Regions from separate parts of the Homo sapiens genome. Here region 2 is linked to region 1. The links are chromatin loops, found by intact Hi-C in ENCODE. Cell type or tissue: Calu3. All regions are shown on one strand. Each heading gives the region's core, and the rest is flanking DNA. Links, peaks and the distances in the headings are about the cores only. Region 1 holds the start of LOC124901025 (a long non-coding RNA gene). Region 2 has its middle 30 kb from the start of LINC02058.

Region 1 (12,993 bases), core at 1,863-9,862:
ATGTCAGTTACTTAGTCATACAACCTATCCTGGGAAATAACACCATAAAACATTATAACAAAGTGTATATGGACTTGGAGTGGTCCCTAGTGAGGAAAAAAATTAAAACAGATTTGTATTTATTGAAAAATGTTATTAAAATTTTATAGAATGCTAAGCATGTTAATACTTTGTTTTTTCCAATACACATCTGAGAATTTAAAGAGAAAACAAATATTTCCTTTACAAATACAACATAAGTCTTTACAGTAGTATGTCATGTGACATGGCTTCAGTTAATCAAATGTAGGTCCCGGTGCATGTGCAGATAGATGCACATACTAAAGTTCCATATCCAGATAATTTTCTGGAGTGAGTAAAAATCACCGTAGTGACAGACCATTAGCCCAGGCCTCTCAATGCATCTTTTCAACAAAATGTGCACTTTGCCAAATAAAAAATAAAAAAATTAAAAATTAAATTAAAAAAGCTGTGGGCCAATTGTCTTCAGAGTTTCTGGTTTCTCTCCAACTCAGACACACTCATCCTATCACCCTAATGACTCACCCACTCCTTCGCAATTTTAACACACATACCATATCCCAGATATTAAAATTATACTTCCTGAGTTCAATAAAATGTACTGAAAGCAGAATTAAAGTACACTAATTGTGTTTTTAAAATAAGTTACATCTGATTTTTAAAACAACAAACTTGCTCTTTCCTCATGCAAAACCAAAATGCTTCTCCCAAAAAGAGACCTCCTTTCTCTCTGTCCTGCTTAACACCCTTTCCCTCCTTTTTCCTGCCTCTGTTTTTCTGCCTTTGTTATTCTCTGTAAAACTGAATATACACATCGCATTGATATTTCTTGCTAATGATAGCAATATGTATCCTGGAGGGTTTTGTAGCTGGCCTGTCTCTCCTGTGGCAGTTGTAGGTAAATCTGATTGGAATTTCTATACCCATCTAAATAGATCCTTTCTCATCTTGCCCCTAGGCCTCTGAGGTGTGGAATCCAATCTGTGGTGTGTTCCGATGCTGCTCAGTGATAAGGCAGGAGCAAGATTAGATGTGTTCTGAACTGTATTCATGTTCTCTCTTTTTAGTTGCCTAGGAGAAGGAAGAAATCTTCAGAAAAAATATTTTAGAAAATCTTTTCTGAATTGATATGTAGTGCATTTCTCCTTTTTTATACAAGGTGACAGCGTGCGTGAGATGTAAAGATGAGTTTGCTCAGGCAATTACCCCTTGTTGATAGCAGATTATTTCCTCTGGCAACTCGAAAATAACTTGTTGGTATATAAGTTACTGCTGTTCTGGGGATGTAGTAATTTACTCTCCTGCCTTTTTTATGAGCACATTTATTTTAATCAGTAGAGTTCAGAATAGCTCTTTTTCATCTAACTCCATCTCTTTTGGAGTTATGCACCTTCTAACACATAATGAAGGAAGGTCCTTTTGCGCACACAGGAGAAAAGAGGTATGATATATTGCTGGAAAAATGGTCTTTGCACGGGAAATCATATCCCATGATCTTTTTTGTCCATGTTAAAAACACAACACTTGTTCTCCACAGCTCCAGCCCAAATTATTTTTCTGATGAAAACAATGAAAACCTCACCAAGTAACTCACCATTATCTTTCATCGTGGGGACCGATAACATGGAATAGTTACACATGTAGGATGAAGAAGAACATGAAAGAATTCAGGTCAGCAAAACCTATACAACTTTTAAGAAATATTGCAGGTTATATACCTCACTGAATGCCTGTAAGATAAAAGCAAGCCAGAGAGTTTAACTGCCTCACCATTTTGCAGATGAAGTAAAGGGTCCAGAAAAGAAAAACACTTTTCCATGGCACCCAGGAACTTTGATGGGGACCAAACAAATACTGTGATAAAGGTCCTTCACCTCTCCCATTGGCCCCTAGCCATCCCCTTACAGAACTTTTGCTATTTCTAAACAAGTATAGAGAAAGCAAAATTCATTTTCTAACATTAATCCCTAGTTGGCTAAGCCTTGGTTACTCCACATGTGTTACTTATCATGAAAGTTCAGTATATGATAAAGAGGTGGATCATTTAATTTTTCTCCAGTACATAATAACAATGACAAAATTAGTGACTTCACCACTTGGGTCTTTTCTAGAAAAGGGCAAAGTTTGGCTGATGGAGCACAGACACCAAAACCTGAGAGCCTGTATTCTTGACAATCTCTACTTCTGACCACTTAGATTCTTGTTACTCCATTCTCCCAGTCATAAAACACTAGGCAGTAACTTTCCTCTCATCATGAGGATTATTAACAGGACAAAGGAAGACTATGGATGTGGAAGAATCTGGCTTTCTTGAAAATTCAGGGACTGTCATTTCAAAGCATTACTTCTTTGTACTTCTTCCATGGAATGTTTTCATTTAAGTGAAAATAGAACATCAGAAATAATTTTTTGTTGAGAAAAAAATAAGAAAAAGAGCAAAAACAAGAACTGCAAGATTATTTTACAAAAATTTCTGTGATTTTTTATAGAGATCATATCTGGGCAAATCAGGAGGATAAGTAAAATCAACTGTCCTAATTTATAAAGCCAATGCAACACAAGTTCACATCAGTCCACATTGTGAACTGCGTCTGTGCATTAAATATATTAATAATTGAACAGTACAGCAGGAAAAGTTTTAAGGGCTTTTTTCAAGTAGAAATTCTCATCTATGCCTAGCACTAAATTCAGTAAATTTTCTTTCCATACATAAGGTGGTTGTCCAAATCTGTGCTGAAGTAGAAATTCATGGCATGTATTTTTAATATTTCAAAAGTAGTGAGTTTGCAAATCTACTTTTCTTAACAAATTGTAACCAAACCTAGAAACATATACTAAATAGGTGCTCAGTCCTCTATGAACTCTCTTCCAATAAAAAGGGGAGAGTGGCGGCACACACCTGTAGTCCCAGCTATTTGGGAGGCTGAGGCAGGAGGATTGGTTGAGCCCAGGAGTTCTCGAGCCAGCCTTGGCAACATAGTGAGATCCATCCCTGAAAAAAAGAAAAGAAATTGTATATATATTTGCTTGTGCAATAAACTAATATTGAATATTATACAATTTGACTCATGTGGCCTTCTCTGTCTAGGTTTTCATGGGTATAAACAATTTAAATTTTAATATATTATAAATATTATTTTATTATTTGACCAATATTTAAAAGTAATGAAATTAGTGAGAAATATTTTATTTTGATGATATAATTGTCAAGCACTTTGTCAATAAGAAGCTCTGTACAAGCTTCAAATAATTTAAAGAAGCAAAATTATTTAATGTGTAAATTCAGACATTAAAATTTGGGGGGTTCATATTATAATTTCCTGACTAAATTAAGTCATGAACAGCAAAAAGAATAATGCGCACACAAAAATTGAGCTTCCTTATAGAGATTCCAGGAAAAAAATAAATGAAATAGATAAAATAACATACAAAGCCACAAAGAGTGATGATTTTGCAAGGGAGAACACTATCTCATCTTATTCATTAAAAAATGTGAAGAACACTTACTCATCTCTGAAAAAATAGTTTATTTTCTTCTATCTGGAATTTCCTCTCGTATCACTGCTATAAGCAGGTTTTTCACCAAAGGGCTGGTTTCTTAAGTGACTCAACCTAATCATTTTAAGCCCAATTCAACTATATAGAATATAATGATTGTCAATAGGAAGAGTTAAATATTGGTCTTAATAAAACTTTAAATGATATAATTAGCCTGACAACTTATTACATTTAAGCATATCAACCTGCCGATATTTATTTACAAGAATTAAAATTACAAAAATTATAAAGATGCTTCTACATTACCACCATTACTTTGGAATACTTGATATTGGTTCCAAAATAGTGACAGGTTTAAATATCGTCAGCTACATTAAGGTCTGTTCAAAAAGTACATGAGTTTTGAACAGTGTATAGGCAAAAAACAAATTACTAATATATAACACATCTTGCATCAAAACATAGCTTCTAGCCGCAGCAGTTAGGGCAGCACAGGCCAGGAATCTTCTAAGAAAGAACATTATGCAACAAAGCGCCACCACTCGGACTGGGTGATAGAGAGCTAGCTGCAACTGTTAGTGTTTTCTCTTTCTTCTTCCTTTTTTTTTTAATATACAGAAGGATTGTACATATATTTGGGGAACATGTGATGGTCTAACACATGCACACAATGTGTAATGATGAACCAGGGTATTTAGGATATCTTTCTTGTTGTTTGTGAGTGATGGTGCTGAGGAGGACTGGAATCAAGCTCAGGAGAAACTCCATGTACTAGAGGAAAAAAGAAATTCCATCTACTTAGTAATGAAAAGAATAGTCTCTGAAGCCAAGAAGCTTGGTTAGAATGTCAGGGCTACCCCTTACCAGCTGGTGACCTTGGGCAGTTTTTGGAATGTCTTAGCCTTGGTAATCCCTTCTATGAAAAAAAAAAAAAAAAGGAGGAGAAAGAGAACATATAGAGGTAAATGAAAAAAATAGTCTCCCATCTATAAAGGGATAATAGCCTTGTGTGAAGATTAAATAAATTAGTACCTATAAAATGCTTAGAAGAATGCCTGGTAGATAGTAATTTCTCAGTAAATGTTAGCTAATATAGCAAAGGCAAAACATAAAGCAAGAGAAGTAGCATGGCAACAGCAATAATCTTCCATTTCCAGAGAACATGAAATGTTTTAGTGTAAGGAAAGGCTGATCTATTTTTGAAGGAGGCAGCACAGTTTAGTGGAAAGCATCAGGAAAAATCTTGAGTTTTCATCTATCCTGTTTCTACCAGTACCTTGCTGCGTGGCCTTGTCCCACTTAACATCTGTGCACCTCATTGTTCTTATCAAGAAACTAAGAAATTTCAATTTGATGATTTCTAGGGCTTCTTTCAACTCTAAACATCTTCTAGTCATAATACCTAGAGGATAATCTGGCAGCCATTGCATGGTTTATGCTCATAGGAGGAGTATTTCAGGTGTCTCTTTCTACTTCTCAAAGGGCCAGATGAGCAACCAGAAGTACATGAAGACTGGTATATTGCAGTGAAATAGAATTAAGCCCTCAAATGGAATGTCATTTAATTCCTACACTGTAAAAACTGCATGTATGTGTTCTTACGCATCTATACCTTCAAATTACATGTACCAAAGAGTGGTGTACCTTATATTGGTTCTCTGATAGAATAAATTCCCACCACATAGTGAATTTTTAAACTGAGATGCTTATTCTATTTCATTATAATGTGTAAACTGTTACTTTATACTCAACTACCCTGAGGTAAATTGAAGATGGGTATACAAAATGAAACTATTCCTCTAATAAAATCACTGACATGTTAAGAGGGTTCCCATTTTAGTTATTTATGCTGTTTTCTTTCATTTTTAAAGATGACACTACCCTTTATTACACATTCTGAATGTGTGTGTTATACTTGTACGACACATTTTCTTTCCATGACCCATTAAAGTAGCATAATGCTTTCTATATTCATGCATCTCTTAGCACACAACCTATGGTTTTAAATATTTTTGCATTCTTTCTCAGAAGGGAAAAAAATGGGTTTCATAGTGAAAGAAAAAACTTGGCCAATTATGTCATTTTTATCTCATTTTCAGTTTCGACCTAGCATTATCTTAGGCTTAGTAGTAACAAATGATAAAATGACAAATAAATTCTGACATTCTCTGCATAATCTACATTCTTGGCCATCGAATCTTCATTTTACCAGCCTCTTAAGAAATGTTTAAGAAAAAGAAAAAAGAAAACCTCAAACATGACTGCCAATCTAACCCATTCCATTCTGTGTGTCATGCTGCCGAAGCAGCACTTGGAATCTAGAAGTACCAAGTGCCACAATTCGTCTCCTTGTGACTCATGGCACCAGATGACAAGCAATCCTCTGTCCTTCAGCAGCACCAGAAACAGTGGAGGATCCGTGTGGGTGTTCACAGCGTTGTGAATAGATCTAGTGGGAGGCAAGAGTCCAAGGCTCAGGCTTCCTGCACGTACCACCATCCTGACAGATGGCATATTCTTGGCCAGAATCCAAGGACCTTGGTCACCGAGTGAACTTTCCCTGACTCTGTGCTATGTCGATATCCCAGACACACAGGGACACAGGCCTTGCTTATGAATCATTCTGCTAGAAGCTGCCTCTATGTGTGTTTTCTGAATGAATGTTCATAAAGGTATTTTGCCTAAACCAAGTAAGACTGTTCAGCACTTTGTCACACAATTACCGTGGGTTGTATCAACACAGAAAGTGTGTTTTATAATTTAGTCATAATGAATTTTTTGACCCATAAATCAATAAACCTGTTACAGACTGAATAATAATATTTGCTTCCTGAAAGCATGTATGATATCAACAAGGTCGCAGTTTACTGTCATTTTTAATAGGGAGAAAAAATCTGTACTCAAGGGGCATTTAACATATTTTGACAAGGTGACCCACAATTATCCATTAACACTGTATTTGTCTAAGCCCTACTGCATTGATATGCAGGGACCATGTAATAGTTCATTGATGTCCCACTTGGGGGTGGAGCATAAGGCAAGTGGGACCTTTCCAAGGTCTTTCACAGCCAGAATGCATCTTGCTATTGCTGTATTGATTAAACATTTGGATAGTTAATCAAAACAGCTCAGCCCTGTTAACCTGCCACGTGCAGTATACAAAAGAAAGAAAGAAAGGCCTCTAAGAGAAGCCATGAGGCTGTATTTTTCTTATTTTCAAATTTGATAAAATATATCTTTTCAGACAATAGGATTATAGTAAAATATTATAAAGCATTCAACTTCATCTTGAATTGAAAGACTTGTGGACTTTTCTGTTCATTTCTCAACATTTTTAAAGATTTACTTTGACAAAAATTGTGTATATTTATGGGGTACAATGTGAGGTTTTGATGTGAGGTTTTGATGTAGATATTACAGAAAGATTAAATCAAGCTAAATAACATATATATCACATCACCAACTTATTTTTTGTGATGAGAATGTTAAAAATCTATTCTTTCAGTGATTTTGAAATATACGATACATTATTATTAACCATAGTCAGAAACTAGTGAAATAGATGGCTAGAATTTGTTCCTCCAATCTAACTGAAACTTTGTACACTTTGATCAATATTTTACCTTTCTCTCTGTCTCTCTTTTCCCCACACCCCAGCCCCAGCCTATGGTAATGAACTTTCTACTGTCTTTGTCTATGAGATCAACATTTTTAGATTCCACATACAAGTGAGATCAAACAGTATTTGTCTTTCTGTGCCTGCCTTATTTCACTTAGCATAATGTCCTCCAATTTTATCCATATTATTGCAAATGACAGAATGTCCTTTTGTAAGGCTGAATAGTATTTCATTGTGAATATATACCACATTTTCTTCATCCAGTCATCTATTAATGGGTGTTGCTTCCATATTTTGGAGATTGTGAATAATGCTGCATAAGCAAAGGAGTATAGATAACTCTTTGACATACTGATTTTAATTCCTTTGGATATATAACCAGAAGTGTCATTGCTGTATCATAGATTAATTCAATTTTCATTTTTTTCAGGAGCCTCCATACTGTTTTCCAAAGTGGCTATACTAATTAACATTCCCACCAACAGAGTACAACCGTACTCTTTTCTCCACGTTTGCCAACACTTGTTATCGTTTGTCTTTTTCAGAGCAGCCATTCTAACAAGTATGAGGTGATATTTCATGGTGATTTTAATTTGCTTTTTCCTTATGATTAGAGATGCTGACCATTTTTTAAATATTTGTGTTGGCCATTCATAACTCTTCTCTTGAGAAGGTCTGTTCAGACCATTTGGCCATTTTTTTTTAACTGGGTTTCTTGCTTTCTTGCTATTAAGTTGTTTGAGTTCCCTATATATTTTTGATATTAGCTCCTTATCAGATGTATGGTTTGCAAATACTTTCTCCCAATCCATGGGAGAGTATCTCTTCACCCTGTTGTTTCCTTTGTTGTCTAGAAGTTTTTTAGTTTGATGAAATCCCATTTCTATTTTCCCTTTTGTTGCCTGTGCTTTTGGAGTTCTGTCTAAAAACACCATTGCTCAGATCAATGTCAGGGAGCTTTCCCCTATGTTTCTGTTTTCTTTTTCCTTTTTTTTTTTTTTTTTTTTTTGAGATAGAGTCTCTCTCTGTCACCCAGGCTGGAGAGCAGTGGTGCAATCTTGGCTCACTGCAACCTCCACCTCCTGGGTTCAAGTGATTCCCCTGCCTCAGCCTCCTGAATAGAGCTGGAATTACAGGCATGTGCTAGCATACCTAGCCGAATTTTGTATTTTTAGTAAAGATGGTGTTTTGACATGTTGACCAGTCTGGTCTTGAACTCTTGGTCTCAAGTGATGTGCCTGCCTTGGCCTCTCAAAGTGCTGGGATTACAGACGTTGAGCCAACATGCCCAGCCTTCCCTATATTTTATTCTAGTAATTTTATAGTTTCAGGTCTTAATGTTTAAGTCTTTCATCCATTTTGAGTTTATTTTGGTATATCATATGAGATATGGGTCCAATTTTATTCTTCTGCAAGTAGATATCCTGCTTTCTCAGCATCATTTATTGACAAGTCTATCCTTTTCCCATTGTGTATTCATGGAAACTTTGTCAAAAATCAATTGATTGTAAGTACTTGAGTTTATTTCTGGGATTTCTAACCTGTTCCTTTGGTTGATGTGTCTGTTTTTATTCCATTAACGTGCCTGTCTCTGCTTGCTGATAACATAATCTTATATATAGGAAACCCTAAAAATTCCACCAAAAAATGTTCAACTGAAAAACAAATTCGGTAAAGTTACAGGTTAAAAAATCAACATATAAAAATCAGTAACATTACTATATACTAACAATGAACTATCCAAACAATAAAAATAAGAAAACAATCCTATTTACAATAACATCAAAAATAAAATACTTAGGATTAAAGTTAACCAAGGAAGTGAGAGATCTATCTATATACTAAAAACCATAAAACACTGTAAAGGAAATTGAAGAAGATACAAATAAATGAAAAGATATTTCATGTTCACGAATTGGAAGAATTAACATTGTTAAAATGTCCATACTACCCAAAGCAATCTACAAGTTGGATACAATTCCTATCAAAATTTCAATGTCATTTTTCACAGAAATAGAAAAAAATTCCTAAAATTTGTATGAAACCAGAGATGACCCTGACTATTCAAAGAAATCTTGAGCAAAAAGAACAAAATTATAGGCATCGTGCTCCCTATTTCAAAACATATTATAAAACTTTTGTAATAAAAACATTTCTTGACATTTTAAGTGGGTTAAAATCTCACATCTTTGCCAGAATTGAGTCATGTTCTTTACACCCATCTAAGTTCAGTGCACCCTCAGTTTCCTCTTTAGTTAGAATACTCTTGATATTCAAAATTGGAGGCCCCCATTTGGGACTCACTGGTTCATTTCTACCCCCTAGATTTTCCCTTCTTGTCACATGAGCCAATATTCTCAGACCCTCTTTCCTCATGTCTAATCTCAAACAATCTCAATGTTTCGTTTCCTTTGTTAAGAATATAAAGTTATCAGAATTTATTTTTATACATATAAAACCTTCAATTTTGCTTCCCTTTCTTTCTTCTGTTAAATCTTTTGTCCTCAACTGATTTTTCTTATAACTGAATCGTTCTAATTTTCATTTAGGAGACCACCAATCCCTGCCATTCTCCCCTTCAGCTTCTTATCAACCAATAAGTAGCACAGTTATACACCATTCACCTCACATTCTGCCATACATATCTGTTTAGGACTTCCAATTATATCCTCAATCCATCGTACATAATAATCATGTACAGTTGTGGTTATTTACACTCTAAGTATTTCACCTGTTCACTTTGTTTAACAATTTCTAACACAAATCAATTTTTCATAAAGTTGTTTGATCATAAGAATCATCAACTCCAATTAGACCTACTTATCATTATATCCAAGAGTAGGACCTAAAAATGTGTAGTTTAACAAGCACCTAGGGAAGTTCTTAGGGTCAGGAAAATCTGTAGTCCAGTGACTTAATCCATTCTTCATCCATTTGTTCTGTAAAGCCAAATATACACCAAGTGATAATTAAAAATGCATCTATAACAAGATTTTATTTCATTAAGTACAATTATTGAGCACTTTCTATGTGCAGTAATTTACATATGTTATCTCATTTACCTTGCTGCTAAGTTCATCCTGATTTTGCTTTTTATTGGGATGTACATGATTGTGTGTGTGTGCAAGTGTGTGTGTGCACAATTATATTACATAGATTGTAATGTCTATTTTGAGAAAAGATTTTCTCTCCCTTTTTGGCTTTGACAAAGCAAGTTGCCATGTTGGGAGTTGCCATATGGAGAGAGGTCACAGAGTGGCCCTCCGCCAACAAGCAACAAGAAACTGAGACCCTCAGTTTGGCAGCCTGCAAAGCATTGAATGCTGCCAACATTCATGTGAGCTTGAAAGCAGATCCTTCCCTGGGCGAGTCTCAGATGAAACTGCAGCCCCAGCCAACACCTTGATTGCAGCTTTGTGAAACCCTGAAGCACAGAACTCAGCTAAACTGTTCCCAGACTGCTAAAATCCATGGCAACTGTGAGATAATAAACATGTTAATTTTAGAATTTGTAGTAGTATTATTACACAGTAACAGATAACTAATACATAATACTTTTATTTCATAGCCATTGTTATTTCGAGTCCCATAACCTTTTAAATTTGGGGGTTCCTATTTAATTACATTACTAGAAACTGCTACCACCTCAATTTACCATCATCTGTGCATTTACATTATGATCTAATATGCACCCTAGGAAGTAGGTATTTTATCTACTCATGTTATAAAAAAAATCCCTATCTATTTTCCACCTACACTCACTCCTAAAAGAATAAGCTCATCATTCATAAGCTAGAACAGTAAAAATGAGTTTGCTTTCAGAGGTGTAAGTTAAATGCAATAAAACAGACTCTCTGCTTATTAAATTAAGGATAATAGGCTAATTTTTGTATACAAAAATGGCATTGCAGGTCTAGACATTTGGGCCATGTTACATTTAGGGTGCTTTTTCTATAATTCTTTCAAATTCATTATCAGCCTCTATGTGCACCCTAAACTCATTATGACCAATGGGTGTACTTTTGTAAAAGCACTGGTTGCAGATGAACCTTCCAGTAGAAATCCAGACATAAAGTAAAACTATTGACACAACCAGGAATAAAATTGTCATTACCTATGTGGTACCTAATCGGCCACAGCTGAGGAGGAAGTGTAAGGAGTGGGGAGAAATAAGACATAAAATGTATGCAATGCAGCAAGCTCAAGATCACAATGGACAGGTTCCTCTGTTTGCTAAAAATAGGGAACCCATTGTGTAGTAATTATCTCCCTAAAGGTTTGGAACAAGATGAGAAACTTGCTCAAAAATAGGTCACTATTAACTGGAAAATATGATTCTAGTCTTAAAAAAAAAGGACTAGAAAATTAGTGGCGGGCATTAATTTCTTGTTATTTATGAAAGCACTTTGGGAGCAAGATCCGTTGAGTCTTATTTCCTTTTTATGGAAACAGACACCATTATTCAATTTTGTCCTATCTTTTTATTAATAGGTGTAAAACATCCCCAGGGAGTTTCAAAGCTTCCGTGGAAACCAGAAGCAATATAATAATTCTACACCTAGGTGGCTGTCACTCAGCCTAGGTGTTCTCCAAACCAGAGGAAGCCTAAGCAAGTCTCTGCCGGGCTGGTTCTGCCTTCTCAAGGGGCAAAATGACAATATTATTTGAGCAGTGGTTCCTAGGCACAAGGACTTAACCCATTATCTCACATTCCTTCTATAAGAGTTTCCTTGTTTTGAGTTATGAAAGTCTTCTCTTAGGTACCTCCTTTAAGATGCACAGTACGCAGGACAATAATAAAGTTCCAAACTGAACTTCTTAATAAAAATAGATGCCTGTCTTCCCGGTTGAAAATGTGGGTCAACAGAGGATAGTGGTTTATTGAATGAAGAAAAGAAAAACTAAACCACAAAAAAGGGAGAGGTCACAGAAATATCAGAAAAGATCCTAAAAGAAATTTGCCTGCCTTCACTCTGGACTAACTAAATAGATAACATAAGATATTGTTCATATTTAAATGTCAGACTCTGTTGAGGTCAATCCTTTGAAGAAACCAAATTCTTTTCAGGTGTTGTTCACAGATAGTAACCCCAACACTGATGTTAACATCTATTGTAGCTATTACATATTCTTAGGAATTACTGAAATTTGTGAGTATAAACCCATATAGCATAGAAAGATTAAAATAGTTAATTAAAGTAAAATAACATCCACTCATCTGTATTAATAGTTGAAAGGGTTCCAGGTTTTGTGCTGGAGAAAATGACTGATCTTATCTACTACATAATACATCTTCTCTAATGATGAATTGGGGCAACATAAGCAGGCAGCCAGAAACTTAGAACACTGATCACAAGAAGATAATTTTGAGGAACTCAACAAAGTTTATTGAAGAAGATAAGAACCTGGACCTCTGTCTCAGGAGGTTACTATTTGAAATTTTAGGGACATCAGTCACCCTTCTCCCTTTGAAGCAGAAAGAATAAAAACAAATAAACAAATAGATGACAGTAGCATGGAAGGAGAAGAGATTGAAAAAGGATGAGAGAGGAGAATATAAATAATCTAGGAGAAACCCAAGAGTTAAGGCACTTTCAAACTATAAGATTTTATTGGACAGCTATTGTGCCCAGATTGAATGGAGCACTGTTAATGATATCAAAGTAGTTGCAGACTTGATATCTGAACCAAAGAAATTGTCATCTTAGTGGTGCGATGAACCTGTTATTAACTTTAATTTTTAAAATATTAAAAGAATTGCGATTATGCCATATGGTAGAACCAGACAGAACAGGCCTTGATGAGACACCATTTTGTATTGGATGCTTCATCTTGTTCTTCAACATTGTGATCCA
Region 2 (12,993 bases), core at 2,768-10,767, 110 kb before region 1:
AAGCTTCTGCTCTGAGTATGGATGGAAAGGACAGAATGATAAGTATAGCCAACAGCCTAAAACTTTTTGTTGCCTCAGTGCATATCTGTTTTTTAGCTGCATTACTTATTTTTTCATTTTTAATTCCTTTGTTTGTAGTGCCTCTTTTCTCATGGCAGTTTTGAAATACCATTTTGGAGACTCTTTTATGTTCAGAACAGTGACAGTACCACAAAGCTCTCAAGCTCAGCAGAAAAGCCTGTCTCTAGTATCTTCTAGTGAGATATCAGATAATTTCATCCTGTCTAATAGGCCTGCTTGAATATCTTGCTACTATGATATTAGGACCTACATGGATGCTTACTGAGGAAAAACTAGAAATGGCATAAAAGATGACAGGAATGAGTCCTCATCAGAACTCTGATGTAATGACTCGTCAAATTGCACACACATCACACATTATGCACCCAGATAGTCTACAGTGGTGGAGAGTGTAGTCAAGAAAGTAAGAGATGAAGAAAACTGGCTTCTGAGCCTGCTTGGCCAGCTGTGTAATGCTTTCTAGCAGGAAAAAGATGGAAGAACGGGTTTTGTCTTGTCTGTGGAGTGCTTTGAGGCATTCTACAAATACATATTTTTAGATACAGAAGTGTGCGTGTGTCTGTGTGTGTGTGAAAGTGTGAGTGAGTGTGTGTGTGTGTGTGCTCTTTCTCTTGAGTAATAGGATGACAACAAGGGAAAATTTCCTACATAGTGTGCCAAGACATTTCATAGTCTTTGTATTATATGTGCTCATACGTCTAAACATTTTTACAGGTAAGTTACTTTCTGTCTTATGAAAAATGTCAGTTGGCTGTATTGGGGTCTTAAATACGCACAGTACAAACTGGCAGCTTAGTGCTTTCCATCCAGTATCCAGCAGACAGGCAAATCCCAGGGCTGAGCTATTGATCCAGCTGAACTCACAAGCAGTATGTCCTTATTCTTCTGGTTCAGTAGCCTTGGATGTAGTATACAAAATAATTTGCTGCTTTCTTCAAAGTGGTTTTCCCCTGGGGTAGGAAAAACACACTTGGAAAGATGCAAAGATATTTTATTACATTCACAATAAAAGGAACATTTTAAATAAGCTTACTGATTTAAAGAAGGCTATGTGTTTCATGTTTGAGGTTGTCCTTGTTTTATTTTGTGAGTATTGCCATGAAAAATGCCAAAAGATTACAACTTTAATTAAAATTCTTTAAAAACAATTTTAATCTGCCTATCATAAGCTAACCCATTACTCTTTTATCACTCAGGGTTTTGGGGAAAGACTTAATCTTCAAATTAGCTTTTATTAATGCTTATTATCACACTATTATTTGTATATTGACTTCTTATTCCTTTTCCTGATTTATGTACTATATCATTCTCAAGATGTAAAACAACAATTTTCTGTTTTACATGAAAGCTGAGAAAGAAGAGAGAAGATAAAGAAACAGTTCATCAGAATCATGAAAAATCAGTATGTGTCAAGATCCTTATTTATTAGTCTACTCTCTTTTTAGAGACACAGGGTTCAAGCGTTCAGGAAAAAAACTTGAGTGTTTAGTTTCATGAACCCTATTAGCCTTTTGCATTGTAATCAGAGCTTGACCAAGACTTAAAGGCTATGTATTCAGTGCCAGCCTCTCTAAGGCTTAGTTTCTTCAACTGTAAAAGGATGCTACATCATAAAGTTGGTGTGAGATTCAGGCTAAAAAATGTATTGAAAGCATTTTGTATTATCCTGGTAAATAAGAATCATCACTCAAATATAAATACTTATTATTATTAATAGTATCATATCAGTAGCAGTAATGACAGAATCATGGGGACACAAAACTACAGATCAAACTCAAATCGCTCAAGAAAAATATTGACTGCCTATCACATGTTAGACACCACCTTAGACATTGTACAGGGCATTGGAGGATATCAATTAGGAAGAGTGAAGCATGATTCCTGCCCTTAAAGAACTATCTAGTTAAAATAATACATAGCAACTATATTTAACAGAAGACAATTACGTATAAAATGAATAATAAAGGCAATCAAATAGGGGGTTTAGAGGAGACAGAGTTCATAGAAGGGAATAGTAACAGCATTCATTAGCTGACAAAAATGCAGAACTAGATATGTATATGTGTGTATAAATGAAAGAGATGATTTCTTTAATATTTTATCTACAACATCTCACATTCATACATAAAGATAAATAGTAAACTGTCAGAAAACGCAGCCATTTTACCACTATCTAAATATTCAGTAACTTCAGAAAATCAATTTATATTTGATGAGCTGAAAAAAGCCGATCATAAAAAGAGTTAGTACAAGCAAGAATCTGAATAGCCTCAGAAGCCCAAGGTCAAGTATTAGATTACAATTTGCTTCTGGGAAATAGCTTATATCAATAAGCTATGGGAGAGGTGGAGATCATTTTAAACAAAAGTAACAATTGAGCTATAATTGTATAATCAATAGCCTCTTTTAGCAGATGCGTGGATAGTGCCCAGAGCAGTGAACTGACAAAGAGGAGTTCAGGTACACAAAGAATGAAAGAATTATTTGCTAAAAATCATCTTGATGATCTTATCAAGTAGATGCTAATGAATTGTTAAGATAACATTCATTATTATCACCAGTTTTTATTAATGTGTGTAATTTTACTATTTTTTATAACATATGTTTTTTATAATTACATTAGATATAATAGACTGAGTTTCAAGGCATCAACATAAATTTATACTCAGGATCTTCACACTTCTTCTCCCATTCCCTTTTGTGTTGATATTATCTCAAATTGGTAATACTTGAAGTTAAAGACCATAAGAGATTATATAGAATTTAATTTTATTCCTTTTGATCTGTTTATACATTTGTTAACAAATATTTTAGGAACTAGGGACACTTCTTATGAATATAACATAAGAAGATAAATCAATGTATATAATAAATCACAAATTACATATTATATCAGAATTGTTAGGCAATAGAAAGTGCTTTGAGAAAAGTGAAGCAGAATAATACATGGGTAGACATTCTTTTTAAAATGCTCTAAGGCAGGAGTCTGTGGCCTCTTAGGAACCAGGCTGCAGAGCAGGAGGTGAGTGGCTGTCAAGCAAGCATTACTGCCTGAGCTCTGCCTCCTGTCAGATCAGTGGTGGCATTAGATTTTCACAGGAGCACAAACCCTATTGTGAACTCTGCATGCAAGGGATCTAAGATGCACGCTCCTTATGAGAGTCAAATGCCTGATGCTCTGAGGTAGAACAATTCCATCCTGAAATCCCTCCTCAACTCACTGCTGTCCATACGTGGAAAAATTGTCTTCCATGAAACTGGTCCCTGGTGCCAAAATGGTTGGGTACCACTGCTCTAAGGAATTTCTAATTCAAGCAGAGACTTCAGTGAAATGATAGGTTGAATCATGCAAGATAAGCCTAGGGGAAGATAGTGGAATAGCAAGTGCAAAGGCCCTGGTGCTGAAGTGCATTTGGGTTATTTTATGAACAATAAGAAGGCCACTATGCCTTGAGAAGTTGTGTGAGGCAGCTAGTGATCAAAGTTGACAGCATATATGTCCTTGAAAGAATTTTATTCCGAGTATAATGGGGCTTTACTAGATGCTTTAGAGTAGAAGAATTGCAGTAAATAATATGGTTTTCTAAAAGATCACTCTGGTTGCTGAATGGAGAATGGACAATGTGTCATGAGTGGGAGCACCAAGGTAAATTAGGAGAACATTACTACAGTCAAGATAAGTCATGATGGTGATCACCTTCAGGATTAAATTAGAAAAATACTCACGCCTTTAAGGAAGATAGTGAGAAAGAGTATCTCACCTCAGTCTTCTCTAAGAATTCACAAAAACAAGCCCAACCTCACATGAATGAGGGGCAGGAAGTCATATTCTCTGTGACAGAATATTATCTAAACATGACTGCAACAATATCTCCCATCCCACATGTTCTTCTGAGCACTTCCACATCAAGAGGTCAAGTTTAGGCCGGGCGCTGTGGCTCACGCCTGCAATCCCAGCACTTTGGGAGGCCAAGGCGGGTGGATCACCAGGTGAGGAGATCGAGACCATCCTGGCTAACATGGTGAAACCCCATCTCTACTAAAAATACAAAAAATTAGCTGGGCGTGGTGGCAGGCACCTGTAGTCCCAGCTACTCAGGAGGCTGAGGCAGGAGAATGGCCTGAACCCGGGAGGCAGAGCTTGCAGTGAGCCGAGATCAGCCACTGCACTCCAGCTTGGGCGACAGAGCAAGACTCCGTCTGAAAAAAAAAAAAAAAAAGAGGTCAAGTCTAGTTCTCTGACCCATTGAATCTGAGCAGGCCCTGTAACTATGTTAGCCAATAGGATTACCAGTGGTGAAGTTATTCCAGTCCTGGATATCACCATTGATTGGCCTGGAAGCTTCTGCTTCCTATCTTTTGGAAGTCTATTGCCATTAAAGAAGAGCAACTGCTCTGAGACCATCATTGTGAGAAGCAAAAAAACACATGGAGAGGTCCTAGAGTCTTGTGGAAATTTAAAAAAAAAAAAAAAATCTTGGATGTTGTTTCTCCAGCTTTAGCTGCCCTAGGTGACACCATGGGAATCAGAGGCCAACTACCCATATAAACCCTTCCTGAATTTCTGACCCACAAAATGATGAGCAAAATATATATGTTTTAAGTTACTAGGTTTTGTGGTCATTTTAATGTAGTAATAGATGGCTGGAACATGATATGTATGCCCTTCCCCTCCCCACAAAAAGGATGTCAAAAATTAATTTAAAGAAGTCCCGAGTTGGTAGCACTGGGAAACTGCCACTGTTAAAAGCAGAACCAAATGAACCAAACGATAGTCAGCCAAAATGTAAGACTGCACAAGTAGACCTACAATATTTTCAGCTACTAAAAGTATGGGTTACAGAATATATATTCTTCCACAAAAGATTCCAGAGCCAGAATGATTTTCTCAAGATTTCTTCAAACTTACAGAAGAGTTAATTCTCATATTAGCAAACCTGCTCTAGAACATTTTAATGGTATTTAATTACAAATCTGACAAAAAGAGTGCAAAAAATAAAACCATGTAACAAGAGTATAAAATAGGTTGTTTCAATTTGTGCAGAAACTCTAACTTTTGATGGTTACTGCCTGACTGATGTATTGACAATGTTTCCAAAACTTCATCTTGGTAAACATCTGCAATGTCTTTTTAAAATGTAAGAGTAACAAAATTTTCAAGACATATAATAAAGGGTTAATATCCTTAATATATTGAGACCTCTTTCAAACCAATAATTGAAACTCTAACACCTCCATGGAAAGTGAAAAAGTGTGCAAAAATAAGCAATAAAATCTAAAGAGGCAGAAAAATAAATGATAAATTAGCACAAGAAATATTTAACTTCTCTAGTAATAAAAGAAATAAAAATTAAATCAGCCATCAAGCCCTATATTAGCCTAGCAGATAAACAAACAAACAAGAAAAAAAATCACTCCTCATCAGTACTGCTGAGTGATTAGTGAGACAGCGATAATCTGGTGCCATAGACATTGCTTCCTTAGAGAGTTTCTCTCATAAAAGGATGGCTCTTACCAAATCAGGGTCCCCTTCAAAACAAAGAAAAGTCCTCCACAACCTCATCCTTATACAAAATGAAATTAATTTCATGTGACTTCAATCAATATTTTAGTCTATAATGGGTAAAGATTTAATTATTATCTGAGTCATTTGCCAGTACTTCAGATAATTGATGTTGCTTTTCCTAAATTCATTTTAAAAAAGAATTTTTTAAAATATGTATTTCTTTATCATAATTAGCATAGATTACAGGGTCCGGGGAGTAATTTCACAAAATAAAGTCCAGTGATGTCCTGGATCCCACCCAGACCTATTCAAGCCTGGGAACCTGAATTTCTAACAAACTCCCAGTAGTTGCTGATACATACAAGTTTGAGAGTTACCTTCCCAGGGGATGAAAACAGAAAAATTTAATCCATGACTGGCATACATCAGAAGTCATAGACATGACTCAAGAACATACATCTGTAAAGCAGCAAGCACATGAAGTAAGGTGTTGCCACTTATAAAGTCCCCGGGGAAATCAGCCTTGGAGCCCAGAGGATGGCCTCCAAGAATGGACCTTATGTTTAACCTTGGCAGCTGACTTCCCAGATAGCTCTAAGCACTGAGGCTAAAGTGGGGGCAGTCAGACAATGCCAGAGGTAGCGGTAGTCACCAGCCAAATCTGGTAAGGATGGTAGGAGACCAGATGTGCCATCCCCTATAGGCAATTCATTCATGGCTGTCCCTTTAGGTAGGCACGAAGCCACTTTGGCTTCAGCCTTTTGCCTTATTCTCTCAAAAGTCACATGCAATCAATTTTCTGAACTGCTTATTGCCACATCTTCCTGCTGTTCTCTGTGACCATGAATTGCATGTGTAAAGGATGAGGACGTATTCAAACTCTATGGCACAAAAGAAAGAATCAATTCAGACTTGTATTTTTAAAAGCTGTACGTAAGAATCCTTTTTCTTGAAGATGTAGACAGGTGAATGCGGAATATGATATCTGACATGATTGTAGGACACTGGCTGTAATAAAGTATAACTGAGTATCTGTCAACTTGGCTGTGGCTTGTTTGTTCACACTTCAGGCCAGTTTCATGAACAGGAATAATAGAAGTGTATTTTTCCATTTGCAGAGCTGTAAAAAGGAAACGACATTTTTATTTGTTATCTGAATAGTTTTCTATTGTTTCTTAGCTTCTTTAGAAGCCAGTTTTAAAAAAATTTTCTGAGAACTTTAATACATTTTCTTAAGTAATACATTATCTTTTATCTACATTTCCAGTTTTTCAGTATACCAAAAGGACTTGCAAAATCACTTCGGTATTTCTGCTAAAAGCCTAAATGTAAACAAAGAGTAAATACAAATGCCAGGAATCTGTTAAAATTCTACAAATGTGTCCACTACCCACTATGCTTTGCTTGAATTGGGTTCTTTGTGTCCCTGTTTCCCCCAACCTTGGCCAAGAGCATTTTGTCTCTCACTAGTGCCCTGATGATGATGATACAATGGTGTGCATTCATTGCAGTGGCATGTACAGAGCTGTAGTTCAAGATCTCTTCATTGTTTCCTTGGGATAACCATTCCAAGGAATGAGTTTGTTTGCCCTTAAGGATGGACATCACAGAATTTTGACTCTCTCAATAGCTAAAAACTCTTTAGTCCAAGAGATGTTTTAATGTAACTATTTTCTTATTTATAGGCTAGAAATGCTGCATGCCAATACCAGACATTTTGAGTAGCACATTATCGTTGCCCCTCCCCAAGATATTCATAGCTTTGGAATTTTTGGCTGGTATTTCCATGTATTATAATTGTTTTAAAGAAAAAAAATTGAATTTAGAATCTGTATAGAATGATAAAGTAATTCCAAATAGCAGTTGTATCCATATTCATCACCAATCATCAAATGGGACTGATTATAAATGTACTGGGAGACTATCAGAAAGGCACTGTTGATTTACTTTACATAGATAAACAAGCCACATAAAAAATGAAAGCACAATGCTTTCTGAATTGTAAGCGATTAAACATTAATGACTGTAAAGCTTAGTCAAACACTGAAAGTCTTAAAGTCTTCCACAGTACATCATGTTGAGTGTCAATGGATAAAACAGAATGCCAATATTAGTTGGAATGTTCTTGAAAAGAGTTAAGCTTTGTCAATAGCTATAAATGTACATATGCCAATATCTAAAAATCTATCAATCTCTACATGCTGTTTGTAGAAGCTTGATTACTCTGACCGTACCAAAAATATTCTGGCACTAGCTGGCATTGAAAATAAACAAATCTGAAAGTGATTTTATATTCACTTATAAGCATTCGTTTTCTTTTGTGCCACGTGTGTGGATTTTGGTATTGATATAGTGAAGTAATTATTATCTACACTAAAGGAAGGTAGAGAATGAATAAATCAAATTTTTTTTTCAATTACCACATTCATTTGGCTGTAGATGTATTTTGGTGACTATATTTAAATATTCATTTATCCAGCTAACATTAATTTTAGCTTGATGTAAGAGAATGCTCTTAATGTGACATCTAAGACCTGGGTCTAATTTTTGCTCTACTGTTGATTAAGTCATATGACCTTGTAAAAGTTCATTTAACCTGTTTCGGACAGTAATTGTTGCTTTAAAGTAGGATATCTTTGTCAATTACATAGTTATTTGAAGGATCCAAGGAGGCAGCAAATGCAAACACACTTAATGGACTGTGTTATATCTATGCAAGATATTGTTGAGAAGCTCCACATAAAGCCCTAAGAAGCTTGCAGATGAGAAATACAAATAAAGGATAAGTTTACATGCACAGGGCTGAAAGTACAATGACTTGAGCAACTGACACCAGAATTCTTCTGAGGCACAGGGTTATATTTCTCCAGGAAAATGCATTGATAGGTGTTCTAAGTTTGAGGGTCAGCAGGAAAAGGGCATGGAAGGAAGAGGAAGCTGTTTTGTATCATAGATAAGATGAACACGCAACTGCAGGTGGAGGAAATCTTTGAGGGAGGGAAAGAGGAGCAGAGATTCAAGAAAAGGTTCAAGATAAAAAATTATAAGATGACAAGCCTACCTCTCCATTACCTTCAGTTAGTCTGTGGAATATTTTCAATTTGCCTAAAGCTATATGTGTGTGGATCTTTGTGGAAACCAGTGAAAGAAATAAATTTTAAGCTCAGTTTGGCTCAGGGTGAAAGAGATATCACAAGCAGCTGTCAGAGCAGGCAAAGATAGAGGAGGCAGTACTCAGTATCTTATCAAAACAAAAACCCTCAGAAATCCATGAAAGTTGGATTAATTTGACCAGTCATAGGCTCTGGAACTTAGAGTTCTAGTCAAATCTACCAAGATGGCAGAGGAAGCAGGAGGCTTCAGCTGGGCCAGCTACATGCATAATTAAATCTAACACATGGTAAGTAAGAAAAAAATGCATTGAGAGAAATTCACAATACTATATGATATTAAAGCAGGGAAGAATCACTTCCAGCTGAAGCTATTAGGGATATTTCAAAGAGGCGGGGTGTATTAGTCTGTTCTTGCATTACTATAAATACCTGAGACTGGGAAATTTATAAAGAAAAGAGGTTTTATTGACTCATGGTTCTGCAGGCTGTACAGAAAGCATGATGCTGGAATCTGCTTGGTTTCTGAAGAAGCCTCGGGAAACTAAATGATGGCAAAAGGTGAAGGGGAAGCAGGCACATCTTACATGGCAAGAGCAGGAGCAAGAGAGAGTGAGTGGGGAGGTGCTACATACTTTTAAACAACCAGATCTCATGAGAACTCTATCAAGAGAACAGCCCCAAGGGGATAGTGCTAAACAGTCATGAAAGATTCACCCCCATGATCCAATCACCTTCCACCAGATCCCACCTCCAGCACTGGGGATTACAATTTGACATGAGATTTGGTGGGACACAGATCCAAACCATATCAAAGGGGATTTGAGATGTTTTCATTGTGTTTCAATTTGCAATTTGTTGCCTTTTGTTTGCTTGTTTTTATCTATTGTAAACTTTTTTTTTTTAGATGGAGTCTTGCTCTGTCGCCCAGGCTGGAGTGCAGTGGTGCAGTCTTGGTTCACTGCAAACTCTGCCTCCCAGGTTCAAGCAATTCTCCTGCCTCAGCCTCCCAAGTAGCTAGGATTACAGGCATATGCCACTACACACAGGTAATTTTTGTATTTTTAGTAGAGATGGGGTTTCACCATGTTGGCCAGGCTGGTCTTGAACTCCTGACCTCAGGTGATCCACCCACCTCGGCCTCCCAAAATGCTGGGATTACAGGTGTGAGCCACCATGCCTGGCCTATCTATTGTAAATTTTTAACATAAGACAGATATTTTTACCTGTGGATGCTCTTTAAAGGGGATGCTTTAAGCCCAATATGCATTGGAGAACAGGACAGCAAGCCCTGTCACTGGAGTGCAAGCTCTGTGAGGGAAGGCACGTATTTCACTCATTTTATCGCCTTTTTGTTGTTTTGTCTTACTGTATGAGCAGAATTTTAAAAGATAAAGACATTCCAGAGAATGTATTCCGCTTCAAATGAATATCCAAATTTCACTGTGGGAACTTGAAATTCACTCAGAAGTTCCATCTAATTTTTTTCTTTAGGCAGAACATCTTTATTCATTCTTTTATTCAATAAGCCAAAAGGATTTTGCTTTGGTCCCACTGTGTCTAAAATATAGTGCTAGATATTGAGCTTATTAAAATGAGTGAAATATGTCCCTTCCCTCACAGAGCTTGCACTCCAGTGACAAGGCTTTCTCTCTGTACCCCAATGAATATTGGGCTTAAAATATCCCTTTTAAACAGCATCCAGAGCTAAGAATATCCGTCTTATGTTAAAAGTTTACAATAGATAACAAAGGTTTTTATTTAATGCCACTCATCATTACTGACAAATATTTTTTGAGCATTTAGAAAGGATCACCTTTCAAAGGTAATATGATTTTATACTATTTTGTCACTGTTAATAAAACACAATTTGAAACAAAACATCACAAGTCTCATTTAAGTCATTAAGAAAATACTTTGGAATGAAATTGCTGAGACATAAAAGTTTACACAGAGGATAATTATAATTTCAATTCCTTGGTTAATATACCTATAGTACAATACTATAAACTACAAACTCAAAAATGTAGTATTTTTATAGTTATATATTTCTCATGGTAAATAAGGAAACTGACATTCTAATTTTTTTTGTTAAGGAGTCCCTGTCTTTCAGAAATATTTGGTCAAATTCATTGTCTCTTAATCTCTTTTGGATCATGGAATTCTGAAACACAAAATACAGTTGTGGGTCCCCGTCTATAGAATAGTGCACATACAGATTTACACACAACATTTTTATACAGATTAGAAATTTTTTTTTGTTTTTTTTGACGGAGTTCCCCTCTTGTTGCCCAGGCTGGAGTACAATGGCGTGATCACGGCTCACTGCAACCTCCTCCTCGTGGATTGAAGCAATTCTCCTGCCTCAGCCTCCCGAATAGCTAGGATTACAGGCATGCACCACCACGCCCGGCTAATTTTGTATTTTTAGTAGAGACGGGGTTTCTCCATGTTGGCCAGGCTGGTCTCGAACTCCCAACTTCAGGTGATCTGCCCACCTCGGCCTCCCAAAGCACTGAGATTACAGGCGTGAGCCACCACACCTGGCCAATTAGAGGATTTTTAAACTGCTATTCTGGTTAATACAGGAGACAATCAAGTTCACTAACGATTACAGAAAAAATACAGTAAATGCTATTACTTGCAAGACTGCGATATTTAGAAGACTTGGGATATACTACACACACTTCAAGATCTTAGGCCACTTTATAATAACCATAAAGGTAGGATTTGAAAATGTCCTTTTTTAAAAAGCCAATGAAGAAAAAAGAAAGAGAATTCTGTCATACTTAAGGGCAAGGATCATCTTTTTCATTTTAATATCCCTGTGTCCAAAAGCAATCCCCAGCATAGATATAGGTGCAAAGTGACCTTCACTGAAAAAAAGCAAAGGTCCAGGATAAGCCACCAACTAAATATTCATGTCCATGGTTCTTTGCCTGCTGCTAAATGGTTCTTATAATACTTCTAAGGTAAAGACTCTCCATTGGATCCATTCCCTTGCATTCTCAACCGCCACTGGCTGGGCCTGAGTAGTCTTCATATTGCTACTGTTGGTTTGGCTCAACCCTGAGGTCATGAGACCATGCTCTCTTTTGTCTTAAGACAAAATGTTAGAGCTTAAGTATTGCTGTAAAATGAAATAATATCCTTGGCACTGCGTTTAAAATAACAACCTGCCTAAAGGCAAAATTCTCTTCCTCCCATCACGCACTGAATGTTTATTTCACATTCAGCACTTGTTTGGTGCATGTTGCATCCCCAGACACTGAGAGAACTGTGAGAATGTAATGAGTACAGAATCTTCGAGAGAGGCAATGCAGGAAAGATCTAAATGCTGTGGATTTCAAGAAAATTTGACCCAAAAGCCCAATCATTAAATATACACTATTTTGACAGCGAAGCTGGGAAAGGTGAGCTGAATTATGCATTTTGATATCTTAAAGGTAGTCTTCACATCATTAAACCGTTTTTATTTAAAGAAAGTCATTCTTATAAACAGGAGGGATTTGCCTTTTCAGACGTATTATTTTGAATATGTCAGAACAATCTATATCATATTAGTCAGAAAATTTAAAAATATATACATTTTACTGGTATATTAAGAGTAATTGTTGGCAAAATACCCTGAATTATTTAAACTCTTATGGTAATTTAGTATTAAAAGTCTTTGGCCTTAAATGTGTGTTAAAGAAAAATCTCAAAAGTACAAAACATATGGTGTAATATCTTAGTTATTTTACCTTAAAGTGAATTGAAGAAATGTTTACATAGAATTTTTCACTTTGCAACAACATGGGAAAGCAAAAGTCCTGTGGAAAGCTGTCCAGATGCCCAACCACCATCACAACAACAAATTTATTTCCCAATAAAAGAATATCATGTATAGTAAGATATATAATAGCAGTTTGGGATTGTTGTGAATAATTACTGGAAGTTATATTTTTTAAATTCCACCAGTTAGAATACCTGTATTGAGCCTTATCGATCAAAATATCCTTGCATTAATCATAGCACAGTATAAAATCAACTCAGAAAGAAACCCTGAGCTTGAAATTAGCATCTGTAAAACAACCATGTCTGAGAAAAAATGTTTTGCTACATTAAACAAAGTCTTAAAACCTTAGATTAGGGGTTAACAAACTATGGCCATCTCTGAATCTGGCCTGTAGTCTGTTTTTGCATTTCCCTCAAGCTAAGTAAGGTTTTTAAATTTTTAAAGATTGTAAAACAAAACAAAGAGGGACATGTGACAGAAACCATATGAGGCCCCCCTACCCAAACCTTAAAATATTT

Evidence for each region. Hi-C counts contacts between places; a loop is a spot of excess contacts. Peaks named below come from ENCODE experiments on the same cell type or tissue, not always from the same donor. Only the 100,000 strongest peaks of a DNase experiment are listed, where the experiment ranks them.
Region 2: a loop joins it to region 1, with 8 times the contacts of the local background. A loop is called at or near these places in 3 of 110 quality-filtered maps.

The regions. Positions count from the first base shown.
Region 1 is chr5:93,072,738-93,085,730 of GRCh38, forward strand. LOC124901025 (a long non-coding RNA gene) reads right to left here and starts at 2,956. Exons shown (of 2, transcript XR_007058868.1): 1 at 1,616-2,956. RefSeq lists an enhancer at 5,446-6,645 and a silencer at 6,160-6,209. In Calu3, for the core only: no CTCF peak of the experiment used is centred there; DNase peaks (open chromatin) are centred at 6,014 and 6,554.
Region 2 is chr5:92,963,061-92,976,053 of GRCh38, forward strand. No RefSeq gene overlaps it. Among named protein-coding and RNA genes, the nearest start is that of LINC02058, 30 kb to the left of the region's middle. In Calu3, for the core only: no CTCF peak of the experiment used is centred there; a DNase peak (open chromatin) is centred at 7,031.